2 separate regions of the Homo sapiens genome follow, and region 1 is linked to region 2. The links are chromatin contacts, found by Hi-C or POLR2A ChIA-PET in ENCODE. All regions are on one chromosome and are shown on one strand. Each heading gives the region's core, a stretch centred on a gene start or an enhancer-like site at or near the end of the contact. The rest is flanking DNA. Distances are from core to core; before and after follow the strand shown.

Region 1 (5,739 bases), core at 2,686-5,185, 510 kb before region 2:
CAGCTACTCGGGAGGCTGAGGCAGGAGAATTGCTTGAACCCGGGAGGTGGAGCTTGCAGTGAGCCGAGATCGCGCCACTGTACTCCAGCCTGGGCAACAGTGAGACTCCATCTTAAAAAAAAAAAAAAAAAAAAGCCAAAATGGGTCTTACAGAACTGAAATGAAGGTGTTGGCCAGGTTGCCTTCCTTCTGGAAATTCTAGGGGAGAATCTATTCCTCGACTTTTCCATCTTCTAGAGGCTGCCCATATTCTTTTACTCATGGCCCCTATCCCTCTTCAAAGCCAACAATCACATCATTCTGACCTCTACTTACTTTTGACCTCTTCTTTATTTTATAATTTTTATTTTTTGGTAGAGACAGGGTCTCACTATGTTGCCCAAGCTGGTCTCAAACTGCCGACCTCAAGTGATCCTCCCACCTCAGCCTCCTAAAGTGTTGGGATTACTGGCATGAGCACTGCACCAGGTCTGACCTCTTCTTTGACTCTGACCCTCCTGCCTCCTTCTTTCACTTATAAGGACCCTTGAAATTACACTGGGCCTACCTGGGATAATCCAGGATCATCTCCCTATCTCAAGATCTTTACCTTAATAACATCTTCAAAGTATTTTGCCATGTAAGGTAACAGTCACAGGTCCTGGAGATGAGGATGTGGACATCTTTATGGGGTAGCATTCTTCTGCCTACCATCTCTGAAGTGAAACAATTCTTCTGACACACACTTAGCAAATGCTTACCAGGTGTGCTAAGCACTATGCTAGGAGCTAGAAACAAAGATGAATAAGACACAGTCCTTACCTCCAATAGTTTGCTATCTATAATATTAAGATGGACATGTACACAAATAACTATAGCATGATGTGCTATATGCACTAAAATAAATGTCACAGCTACTTACACAGTGCCTTGATGTGAATATGTACATCTCTAAATTCATCTGATATTCACAATCTGAAGTTGTTATCCCGGTTTTACAAATGAAGAATCTGCACCTGAAGGTCAAAGAGGTTTAGAGTTTTTCCTAAGATAGCTCAAGTCTCTTACTATGTTCATTCTGCTAGGATAGGAGAGCACAAGGAAAAAGAGGTTCAGGGAGGGTCTGCAACCTACTGCCATGTGTCCTATAGTCACCACGGCTCCTTTCTTTGTAGGGACCATGACCTTATTCCCCAAAGAAGCCTCATTATACGCCCCTGTCAGTTTTCTTTTTATGAATGAGTCTTGTTCTCCCAATCAGATGGCAAGTCTACTGGGAAGAAAGACCTTGTCATATTTCACTATATTCCTTTCCATGCCTTGCCTATTTTGTTGATAGAGAGTTGCCATCACTAGTTCTTTCATGGTATTATGTTGTGTTGTCAGGTGATGGGGGAGGGAGGGGTGAATCCTTTCCAAGTGATGTAGAGCCAGGAAGACAGGTTTCTTAAGATCTGCAAACCAGCAGCACCTGGGGCACTGCCAGATGACTTTCCCCAGTGAAGGGAGACAATTAGAAAATGCAAGGCAGGCTGGGGTGGTTGCTCAGGCCTGTAATCCCAGCACTTTGGGAGGTTGAGGCGGGTGGATCGCTTGAGCTCAGGAGTTCAAGACAAATCTGGACAATATGGCGAGACCTTGTCTCTACTAAAAATACAAAAAATAAGGCCGGGTGTGGGGGCTCACACCTGTAATCCCAGCACTTTGGGAGGCTGAAGCAGGTGGATCATCTAAGGTCAGGAGTTGGAGACCAGCCTGACCAACATGGTGAAACCCCGTCTCTACTAAAAATACAAAAATCATCCAGGCATCCATGCCTGTAATCCCAGCTACTCCAGAGGCTGAGGCAGGAGAATCGCTAGAACCCGCGAGGCAGGTGTTGAGGTGAGCCGAAATCGTGCCATTGCACTCCAGCCTGGGCAACAAGAGCGAAACTCCATCTCAAAAATAGATAAATAAATAAAATAAGCTGGGCATGGTGTTGGTGCACGCCTGTGGTCTCAGCTACTGAGGAGGCTGAGGTGGAAGGATGAGGTAGAAGGATGGCCTTGAGCCGGGAGATGGAGGTTGCAATGAGCTGAGATTGCACCACTGCACTCTAGCCTGGGTGACACAGCAAGACACTGACTCAAAAGAGAGAGAGAGAGAGAGAAAGAGAAAGCAGAAGTAGCTTGAAAAGATGGGGTGGAGAGAACGGAATGAAATGTAGAAAGAAGGGCTTCTGCGGAGACCAGGGGCTGAGTGCTGAGACCATTAAGGTGCGGGTTGCAGATCCTGCTCTTGGGTTAGAGACAGAAGAGACCAAGAGTCAGAATCATCCAAGATATGAGAATCTCGATTTTCTTCTTTTCTCTTCAGAGGCAACAGACATTTTGATAGCTTACAACAATGTTTCCACTATGACATCACTGTCTCCTTTTCACCCACGAAAATGTCAAGGACTCAGTGAGGTTAAGTCACTTGCTCAAGGTCACACAGGGTAGCCTGGAGGAGAATCCAGGTCCTGAGGTCCCCCGGTCAGCGCTCCCGCAGTTCTGGCAGCAGGGGAGTGGGCAGGTGCCCTCAGCGAGGGCATCATAGTGACTGCGCTGATGACAGCGCCACTGACCCGCGGGCGGCCGGCGAGCCGCGGCAGATTCCGGGGTCGGCCCCGGCAGACAGGCTGCGGGGCTCGACTCTGCGGGAGCGCCTAAGGCATTGGCAATCTGGGGCTCAGGCTGTGCAGTTCTGGGTCCTCGGCCGCCCACAGGCGTCGGCGAAAGGCTGCCGCCCCGGCCGGGGACCAGGAAGCGTCAGGCAGCTGGCAAGGGCTCCCCGGGGACGCGCCACAGCCTCACAGCCGGCCCGAGTCTCCTGGGAGGCAGGGCTGGAAGGGCAGGGGTGAAGGCCAGCTGTGGCCGCTTGGGAAGGACCGCCTCGCCTGCTCCCGACCTAAGTCAGAACACCTGGATGACCGGTGCCTCCAGGACGCAGGTGCAGGTGAGACTCGCCCTGCCACAGCACCCTGCATCTCCGCGGAGGCCCTCGGGAGCCCAGCGTGTCTGCTCAAAACGAGGAAAGAATGGTTAAAGCCCGAATCGCGACTCTTAATCCCAGCGGGACAGGTGAGGGACCCCCGCGCAGCTTGGGGAGGGTACCAGGCCAGGCTCCGCCCCTCGGGGGGGCCGCTTACCCTCCCGGGAGGCGTGGCCTGCGGGCCGCCCAGCCTCTAGTGGGCGAGCGGGGAACGCGGGCCCCGCCCCCCCCCCGCCTATAAGGGCGGTGCGGCACTGCAGCTAGCGCAGTTCTCACTGAGACCTGTCACCCCGACTCAACGTGAGACGCACCGCCCGGACTCACCATGGTGAGTGCGGCCCGGCCGGGGTCGCGCCTGTCCCCTAATTGCCCCTCTCCTTTGGGGGACACTTCTTCCAGGCATGCTCGGGGACCTCCACCGGGCGTTCCGGGTCTCCAGGAGGTGCGAGGGTTTTGCATCCTCCCTCCCCAACCCCCTCCTGGTGACTTTGGCCGAGCCGTATAGTTCACCTTCGGTGGCTGGGGTTGGGGCTTGGGGTGGAGTGCGACTCTTCAGTAACAGAGAGGAACCCTTCCTGGCACTCTGCTCCTGCCTTACGAGCATTTGTGTCCCGACTCTGTATGAGAGTCACGCGGGCCCGCGCCCCGTCCTTTCCGCGGGCAAAAGAAGACGGGTTTGGCTGCCCTCTTACATCCCCAGTCCCTGGTCCTCAGCACTGACCGAGCACGTGCTTGGCGCTAGAAGGTGGAAGGGGTCAGGTTACCTGGTGCCGCATCCCCCTTTCCTCTGTGTATGCATTCCAACTATCCACAGAACCACCCCCCCCCCGTGACTCAGCACCCCGCGTCTGAGCTGAGAGGGTTGGTGGGAACGGGGTTCGGCCTCCTGAAGCGAGCTGGCCCTCTCCAGCCGAAGCCCGGGTGCGCGGATGGGCAGAGACAGCTGGCGCTGAGCACTGCGCGGGCCGAGGCCAGGTTGGGGGGAGGGGAGAGAGGTGCATGTAGGGGGTGGTATTTATAGCCCAGGAGCGGGGGCCGAAACCCAATCCCCGCTTTGGGCTGGGAAATAACTGTAAAGACTCCAGAGGGAGAGCGGATGTAGGGCTGGGCTGCAGGATGGCGCCCATCCTGCCCGGGACAAGGCGGGTCACCTCTGGGGCCTCACCGCAGGTTCCACTTCCTTTCTGGGTATTTGGAAACCGTCACCCCGCCATTTCGGTGTGGGAAGAGCGCGCGGGCCCTGCCGGACTTTAGTGCTTTAGGGGTTAATTTCGGGCTGACAGGGACGGAGCCTAAGGCAGTGAGCGCCCCAGTACCCTCAAACCTTATTGCTGGCCCCTGCTGTCTGAGCTTACAAGCATTACCGCCGCTATTTCCGTGCGGGCTGACACGGGAGATGAAAGTGGTGAAGACACCCAGGGTGCGGGGGTGGAGGTGGGGAGAGGAGCCAGATGGGATTGATCCCCAGAGCCAGATGGGATTTAAAGGTGAGGGAGGAGGGCATCCTGATGGCGTGTGGTCAGTTGATGCCAGATTGGATGGCTGAGACACCTCTGCAGCTTACAGGAAAGAAAGAGGGAAAGGGTTCTATGAATTCTAGCTGTTCATACTCAAAGCAAATAATTAATCAAGTGGGGGGGGGGCCTCTAGCTGTAAACCCATACCTCTAGGAAACCTTTTGTCATGTGGAGCCACAGTGCTCACTTGACAGATTCCCCACTGAGAAGTGGGCTAAGAGGTTGGCCTGCATTGCTGGGTGCCTCCAGGTGGGGAGTCCTGTACCTGGGAGCCCGGGCAGGCTGCTACTCTCTTCTCACCTCTGCCCAGCCCCAACCCTCCACTCTTGCCAACTGAGTCATCCTAGCTGGTAGATGATAGGGTGGAAGAGAGACTCGCAAGGTGAGGACTTGTGGATGTGGGGCTCATGCTGTGTCCCCTCTCTCTATCCCTCAGCGTGAATGCATCTCAGTCCACGTGGGGCAGGCAGGTGTCCAGATGGGCAATGCCTGCTGGGAGCTCTATTGCTTGGAACATGGGATTCAGCCTGATGGGCAGATGCCCAGTGACAAGACCATTGGTGGAGGGGACGACTCCTTCACCACCTTCTTCTGTGAAACTGGTGCTGGAAAACACGTACCCCGGGCAGTTTTTGTGGATCTGGAGCCTACGGTCATTGGTGAGAGGAAGTGGGGACAAAATTGAAGGGGGTGGAGCATGACTCAAAGCTTCTCCCTGGAGAGAGAGGGTATTTAGACCAGGCATTCCTAGCCCTGAAAATTCCTAGCCGTACTTGAAGCTGCAGAAGGCAAGCTGATCTGAGACTGGCCTGGGCAGCTGGTCTGGGTTTCTCTCACACTCTGGTATCTCAGGCTGGCAGGAGGATGAGTCCTTCCATGCATCTGGCCACAGCTACCACCCTGGGGGAGGAAGGTCCCTGCTGAGCATAGCTTTGTGGTTTTTGCCCTTCCAGATGAGATCCGAAATGGCCCATACCGACAGCTCTTCCACCCAGAGCAGCTCATCACTGGGAAAGAGGATGCTGCCAACAACTATGCCCGTGGTCACTATACCATTGGCAAGGAGATCATTGACCCAGTGCTGGATCGGATCCGCAAGCTGGTGAGAGTGTGTCTTGGGAGGGAGGGAACTTTTGAGACTGTGCTAATGGTCAGGAATATTTTTTTTCAGATCCTTTCAGGAGGTCATCTCTAACTATACATGGTCTCGAGTGTGGTGCTGCTATGG
Region 2 (6,432 bases), core at 874-3,373:
GACCTTAGAACAGTTGGCTAAGGAAGCTCTTTGGCTGGGAGAACAAAGGGCAGAACATTGTAAGAAGGGAACCTCGAGGCCAAGGAGGTGGGAGGATGGGGTAAGGGATATGTGCTACAGGCTCACCTCTGTACCAGGAGGGGCCTTCGCTTGGGGAGCTGACTCCACTTGTGAATAACCTGGATGCCAATGCCTCGAGCTGATGCTGGCTAGGAGCAGAAAGGAGATGAGATTTGCTCCAGGTCCAATACTCTGTTGTTCCCACTCACAGACCATAGTCTCCTGCCCACTGTGATTCACTCACTGGCTTCACAATCCACTTTTGGCGGCTGCTGCTCTCCCACGCTTTGCGCAGGAGCTTGGCGTCCTGGGGCAGGATAAAGGACTGGGGGAAGAAACTGAACTCCTTCTTGCCAAAGCGGCTCTGCATACGTGACAGGTTCCGCCATAGCCGGTCCTTCCTCCCAATCTGGAATGAGCCTGGGAAATGGTTTAGCTACAAAAGGGAAAAGGGTGAGTGCAGGAAGAGGGCAGAGGTGAGGCCATGAGGAAGATGACAAGACTCATTCTACCATTCCAACTTCTTTAGCAGCACTCCAAGCTTTTGTTCCATCTTACTATCACCACCCTAATGGTCCTCAAGTATCCAACTGCAGAGCACTCACCAAAAGATGATTAAAACACAGACAAAACAGAGTAATGTAAGCCAGATGTGATATTCACCTTAAGTGCAAAGAAAAAGCTATTACATCTTTATCCATGAAACCCTATGGGATGAGGACAGAAAAGCATTTCGCCTTTAGTAAGTCTGGAGGCAAGGGACTCATTCATTCCAATGTGAGACCAGAAGTCCTCTTTACACATATTCAGCTTGGGAGAATGGAATGTGCAGTGATCATAGGGAAACATAATAAACAGAAAACAGACAATCTAACTCAAGACACATTAGAGGAAAAAGCATCTTGGAGAAGCTGCAACTGCAGGATTTCAGAGTTACACCCTCCTATGAGGTTGGAGTTCAGGAGAGGGACTCAGCTGCCCCCTACATAGGCAAGAAACTCCAAGATACTGCAGCTGAACTGGAGATGTACGTGATCCACTGGAGTCTCTCACTGTACCCCCGTCCTGTACTTTCTCCTCTGTACACCTTCCTGACTTCTCCATGGTCATCATCCTCTTCCCGCCCCCTACCCCCTACTCACATCATCCCCCTCCTCTTGGCCTAGTCCAAAGTCCAGGGAAACAGCTCCTCAGAAAGGACCCCTACCTTCTGATGCTCTCGAATGGATCGGAAACTAGGAGACTTCATGTGGTGACCCCAGCAGCCCAGCCAGTCATCGTTTCCTATGGGAGGTACATCAGGAATCAGCCTTGCTAACAGCTCAGTCCAGGGACAGAGAGAGGCCCAGAGGCCCCAGAACTGGGCAGAGCTCCCAGACTTGGTTTTCAAAGAGTTGCTATGGAGCTGTCCTACATGAGGCCCTGGGGCCAGGGACAGAACAATGGCCCTCTGTCTCTCAATTCTGAACAACAGGCTCAGTCCAGGATTTCAGAGCTACACCCTCCTATGAGGTTGGATTTCAGGAGAGGGCCCCAGCTGCCCCGACATAGGCACGAGGTGTCTAGAGCTCTCCCCCTATGCAAAGCCCATCTATTTGGGGCAAAAGGACAGGCTCACAGTAAGGCAAGCAACTCACTTTTGCTGATTTTGAAGTGGGACCGTCCAATGGTCTGCTTGACAATGTTGGGGGTCACTGTGCTCATCTTCCATCGGAGCAACTTCCTCTGTTCCCAGGGAAGTTTCTCCACTGGGAAGAATGCAAGGGGTGTGGGGATGGGGGATGGAGAGGAGCAGAGAGTCATGATGAGAAGACAAAAAAGATGGCATGGCTGCCCATTCTTCCCTGGGCAGGCAAGTCACTAACTATTGCTCCAGATCAGGGTTTCAGAGGAGCACACTTTGGGAAAGAAGAGGGGCTGTGCAGGAATGAGGAACAAAGAAAGGGAAGACTGAAAGGGAAAAGCAACAAGGTTGAAGAGCATGAACTCAGCATGACATGGCAAGGCTGAAAAGGGTCAGCTAAAGGACAGACAAGAAAAAGGTTGCATCAGACCTACGACCACATGGGGAACTGAGCACAGTGTGACAACTGCCACAACAGCCATTCTGGAAACCCTCTCCTACCTACTGCCACCTCCTCCCAACTTAGCTAGCAACCTTCTCCCCGGGGGCTCTTCTGGGCTTTGACACTTGGCCAGGTTTACCTCTCTCATCCCGAGTGCCAAAATAGATGGTAGGGGGAACGTTGGGAAAGAGACTGTAGATGAGGGCTGGTCGGACAACTTTCTCATGATTGGAAAGGGGTTTGGTCAGAATTTCCATACAGCTTCTAAGACGAAAAACAAACATGGAGTAGAGAAAGGGAAAAAGCAACAGCCCTGAAGCGTCGTTACTACGACGTACGATTTATTTCCAAGTGCTGTCTTTTAACTTGTGATTCTAAAAAGCCAGGTGCTCAATAATTAATAATTATTTTGTACATATTAATCCATAAGGTACTAGGCTAACCTACATACAACCACACCATTAAATGTCACCTAAAGACAAGGTTTTCCAACACTTCATTCTGCAATACAGCTCCAAAATTTCCCGTGACAAGACATTGGCTGGGAAAGTCCCTGACAGGAGTAGTTCTGAGAGGGGAAATGAATGTGGGTGGATACCAGTAGCAGAACGTGCTATGCTAAGACAAAGAAATAAATGAGAGAAAAGAATGATGTAAAAATTACGAAGGAGGAAAACCAAACAAGATCTGAGGTGTAGAGACTTTTAAATAAAAAAAGGGGAAAAAGCAATAGAAAGAAAAGAAACAGTGATACTTCCAGTTCATTTTATATTTAGGTTCATCTAAAGATTCATGAACCATTAGTGCTTTTCTCCATTTTGGAAGTGATTTGTGACACTGTAATTTTATGTAACAGTATGGGAACACAGATATGGATGTGATGAAGAGATGTGGCTGATGTGGGACAGTGGGCCATGGGGGTCCCTACTGTTAATCCAACAAGGGCTTGGCCAAGGCTGTCTCAAGGGGTGTCAACATAGCAAACATATCAACTACCTGTCAGGTACAAGCTGAGAGACCAAGATCATTCCTTTAACTAGCACTGAAAAATGGAGAAAATAGCTATTACTCTTTACAACTTAGATAATATAATCCACGAATATTATTATAACATTAATTTTTAGTTTAAAAAAGTCACTTTACCTGTTATTATTTTCAGCACAACAGAAATAGGCACTGTATGTGAAACACTTCAGTGTTTTAACTCTTAAAGATTTTTAATGAATTTTATGGAATCAAGTTAAATACTAATTCCCAATGAAAAATTCTAATTAATTCAACTCTATTCCTCATTTTCAAACTTTTTCTTCAAAGGCTTTTGGTTTACTGAGTATGAGAATTTAAGATTGTTGAAAGTCAATAAGAATGAGTTAAAATTTAAAAACAAAGATAGAGGCCGGGTGCAGTGGCTCATGCCTGTAATCCCAGCACTTTGGGAGGCTGAGGCAGGCGGATCACCCGAGGTTGGGAGTTGGAGACCAGCCTGACCAACATGGGGAAACCCCGTCTCTACTAAAAATACAAAATTAGCCAGGCATGGTGGCGCATGCCTGTAGTCCCAGCTACTCGGGAGGCTGAGTCAGGAGAATTGCTTGAACCCAGGAGGCAGAAGTTGCAATGAGCCAAGATCACGCCATTGCACTCCGGCCTGGGTAACAAGAGCAAAACTCCATCTCAAAAAAACAAAAACAAAACAAAACAAAAAAGATAGAAACGTAAAATGGTACAGCCACTCTGGAAAACAATTTTGGCAGTTTCTTAAAAAAACTAAACATGTAACCACCATACAACCTAGCAATTGCACTCCTGGGCATTTATCCCAGAGAGATGAAGACTTCCATTGACAGAAAAATATGTACATGATTATTTATAGCAGCTTTATTCATAACAGCCAAAACCTGAAAACAACCCAAATATCCTTCAACAGGTGTACGGTTAAACAAACTGTGGTACATCCATACCACAGAACACTATCCAGCAATAAAAAAGAATGAGAACTATTAATACATGCAACAACCCCGGTCAGTCTCCAAAGAATATGCTGAATGAAAAAACGTCAATGTCAAAAGGTGACATACTGCTGTGATTCTATCTGTGTAACATTCTTGAAATGACAAAAAGGAGAACTAGTGGTTGCCAGGGGGTTAAGGAGGGGATGGGAGAGTAAGGGTAGGAGGAGGAGGAATTCCTACAGTGATGACAACGTTCTGTATCTTGTTTTTTTTTTTGAGACAGAGTCTTGCTCTTGTCACCCAGGCTGGGGTGCAGTGGCACGATACCGGCTCACTGCAACCTCTGCCTCCCAGGTTCATGTGATTCTCCTGCCTCAGCCTCCCGAGTAGCTGGGATTATAGGCGCCCACCATCACGCCCAGCTAATTTTTGTATTTTTAGTAAAATATGTTGTATTTTAGTAAAACATGGGGTTTCACCATGTTGGCCAGGCTGGTCTCAAACTCCTGACTTCAACTCATCTACCTGCCTCAGCCTCCCAAAGTGCTGGGGTTACAGGCGTGAGCTACTGCACCCGGCAAGATGTTCTATATCTTGACTCTAACAATGTTAACAACATCCCAAGTGTACTATATTGTACTTCTGCAAGATGTTACCCAATGGGGGAAACTGAGTAGACAGTACAGGGGACCTCTCTGCATTCTTTCTTACAACTGCATGTGAAATCTATAATTATCTCAATATCACAAGCTTAATTTAAAAAACAAACAAAAAACCCTTGTGAGTTGTCTCACAAGAATCCTGAACTTCTCCTCAAGAGACCTGGCTTCTAGTCTAGCCATGCTAGAAACTATGACCTTGGAACAGCTGCTTCACTTCTCTGGTCCTCAATATTTACACTGGACTTGATGGCTTCCATCTCTAAAATTACATGATTCTTAGAGCACAACAACAGGAAATGCAATGAAAGTACTGCTGTGTAAAGAAACAGGTAGTGTTTCCAATGATTTTTCTGTTTTTCAGTGGTTGCCAAATTTTCCATAATATACAAATGTTTCATAATAGAGAAAAAATAAGATTTTAGCAATCCAAAAGTATTTTACTCATCTTTAAAATGCAAAGTGGTTTGGAATTCATCTATCTCCATTTTTGGTCAGGTGCAATGGCTCAGACCACTAATCTCAGTGCTTTGGGAGGCTAAAGCAAGAGGATTACTTGAGGCCAGAGTTCAAGACAAGCCTGGGTAATATAATGAGACCTTCCCCCACAACTCTACAAAAAAAATTTTTTTTAATTAGCTGGGTGTGGTGGGTGGTCCTGTAGTCCCAGCTGCTCAGGAGGCTGAGGCAGGAGTATTGCTTGAGCCCAGGAGTTCGAGGTTACAGTAAGCTATGATGGATCCACTGCACTCTAGCCTGGGCAACAGAGCAAGACTCTGACTCTAAAAAATAAAAATATATATTTCCATTTTCTTGAAAATTATGTTTAAGCCTCATATAGAGAAAAAGTTATGTGCAATTTGTAGAAGTTAATTAATTAATGAGCAAATGATTAACAAACACCTTTTGTGAATTTTATCTTATATATCAGGAAGGCTAAAGGGTTGTGTAGCAGTCCTGAAGTAGGCCCTTAAGTGTAAAAAAGGTAGGACTCCAAATCAATTACATGTCAAATATCTTTCTCCTATGAAGAGTGGAGGTACTTAATCAATATCCAATATATATAACCTGAAGTAGTTCTGCTTTTCTGGAAGGAGGATGGGTTGGGCTGAAAGTGACAATTTATGCATCAGACTCAGGGTGCCCGTGATGGGATTTCTATCCACCTTCACAGAGAATCCCAGTTCTCGCTCCCACTTTCCAAACAGCTCTGTCTCCACCTTGCAGGTTAGGGGCTCTAAAATTGGTGTGCTGCTGCCACACCATAACATTTCACAGAGATGCAGCCTGTCTTGTCCATGCTAAACGAGGCAGAGAAGGCTCACTTTCTTCTTAGCTTCATCTAAGGCAGGGTTGATGCAAAGAAAAACAACCCGACTCTGGGTGCTCCATATATTGGTCAAGCCCAGTGATATACAGGTTTTAATTAAAAGTTAGGGCCAGGTGCAGTGGCTCAGCCCTATAATCCGAGCACTTTGGGAGGCCAACGATTACAGGTGTGTGCCACCATACCCAGCTAATTGTTTCCATTTTTAGTAGAGATGGGGTTTCACCACGTTAGCCAGCCTGGTCTCTAACTCCTGGCCTCAAGTGATCCACCCATCTTAGTCTCCCAAAGTGTTAGGATTACAGGCATAAGCCACTGCGCCCAGCCCATTATACTGTTGTTGTTGTTGTTGTTTTGTTTTTGAGACA

The links. A loop is a pair of places that touch in the nucleus more often than their neighbours do. ChIA-PET counts read pairs that join two places held with the same protein, here RNA polymerase II (POLR2A). Pooled maps may share reads with other maps.
Region 1: a pooled map shows a loop between it and region 2 (2.0-fold over the local background). The contact joins the promoter of TUBA4B here to the enhancer-like site in region 2. A Hi-C loop is called at or near these places in 1 of 50 pooled maps. POLR2A ChIA-PET finds 5 or more read pairs at or near these places in 3 of 52 experiments (Caco-2, GM10248 and endothelial cell of umbilical vein).

The regions. Positions count from the first base shown.
Region 1 is chr2:219,251,439-219,257,177 of GRCh38, reverse strand. It overlaps TUBA4B (tubulin alpha 4b), which reads right to left and starts at 3,935. Exons shown (of 4, transcript NM_001355221.1): 1 at 3,759-3,935. The coding sequence starts at 3,770. It overlaps TUBA4A (tubulin alpha 4a), which reads left to right and starts at 3,260. Exons shown (of 4, transcript NM_006000.3): 1 at 3,260-3,322; 2 at 4,948-5,170; 3 at 5,465-5,613. The coding sequence starts at 3,320. RefSeq lists enhancers at 2,208-2,277, 3,708-3,767, 3,798-3,877 and a silencer at 2,928-3,297.
Region 2 is chr2:218,741,067-218,747,498 of GRCh38, reverse strand. TTLL4 (tubulin tyrosine ligase like 4) reads right to left here. Exons shown (of 20, transcript NM_014640.5): 6 at 2,266-2,390; 7 at 1,698-1,808; 8 at 1,268-1,344; 9 at 305-496; 10 at 127-209. Among named protein-coding and RNA genes, the nearest start is that of TTLL4, 33 kb to the right of the region's middle. RefSeq lists enhancers at 1-491, 1,485-2,684. Within about 2 kb of position 2,123, at least 14 of the 41 ENCODE cell types and tissues checked have a DNase peak (open chromatin) inside an H3K27ac peak, as active enhancers do.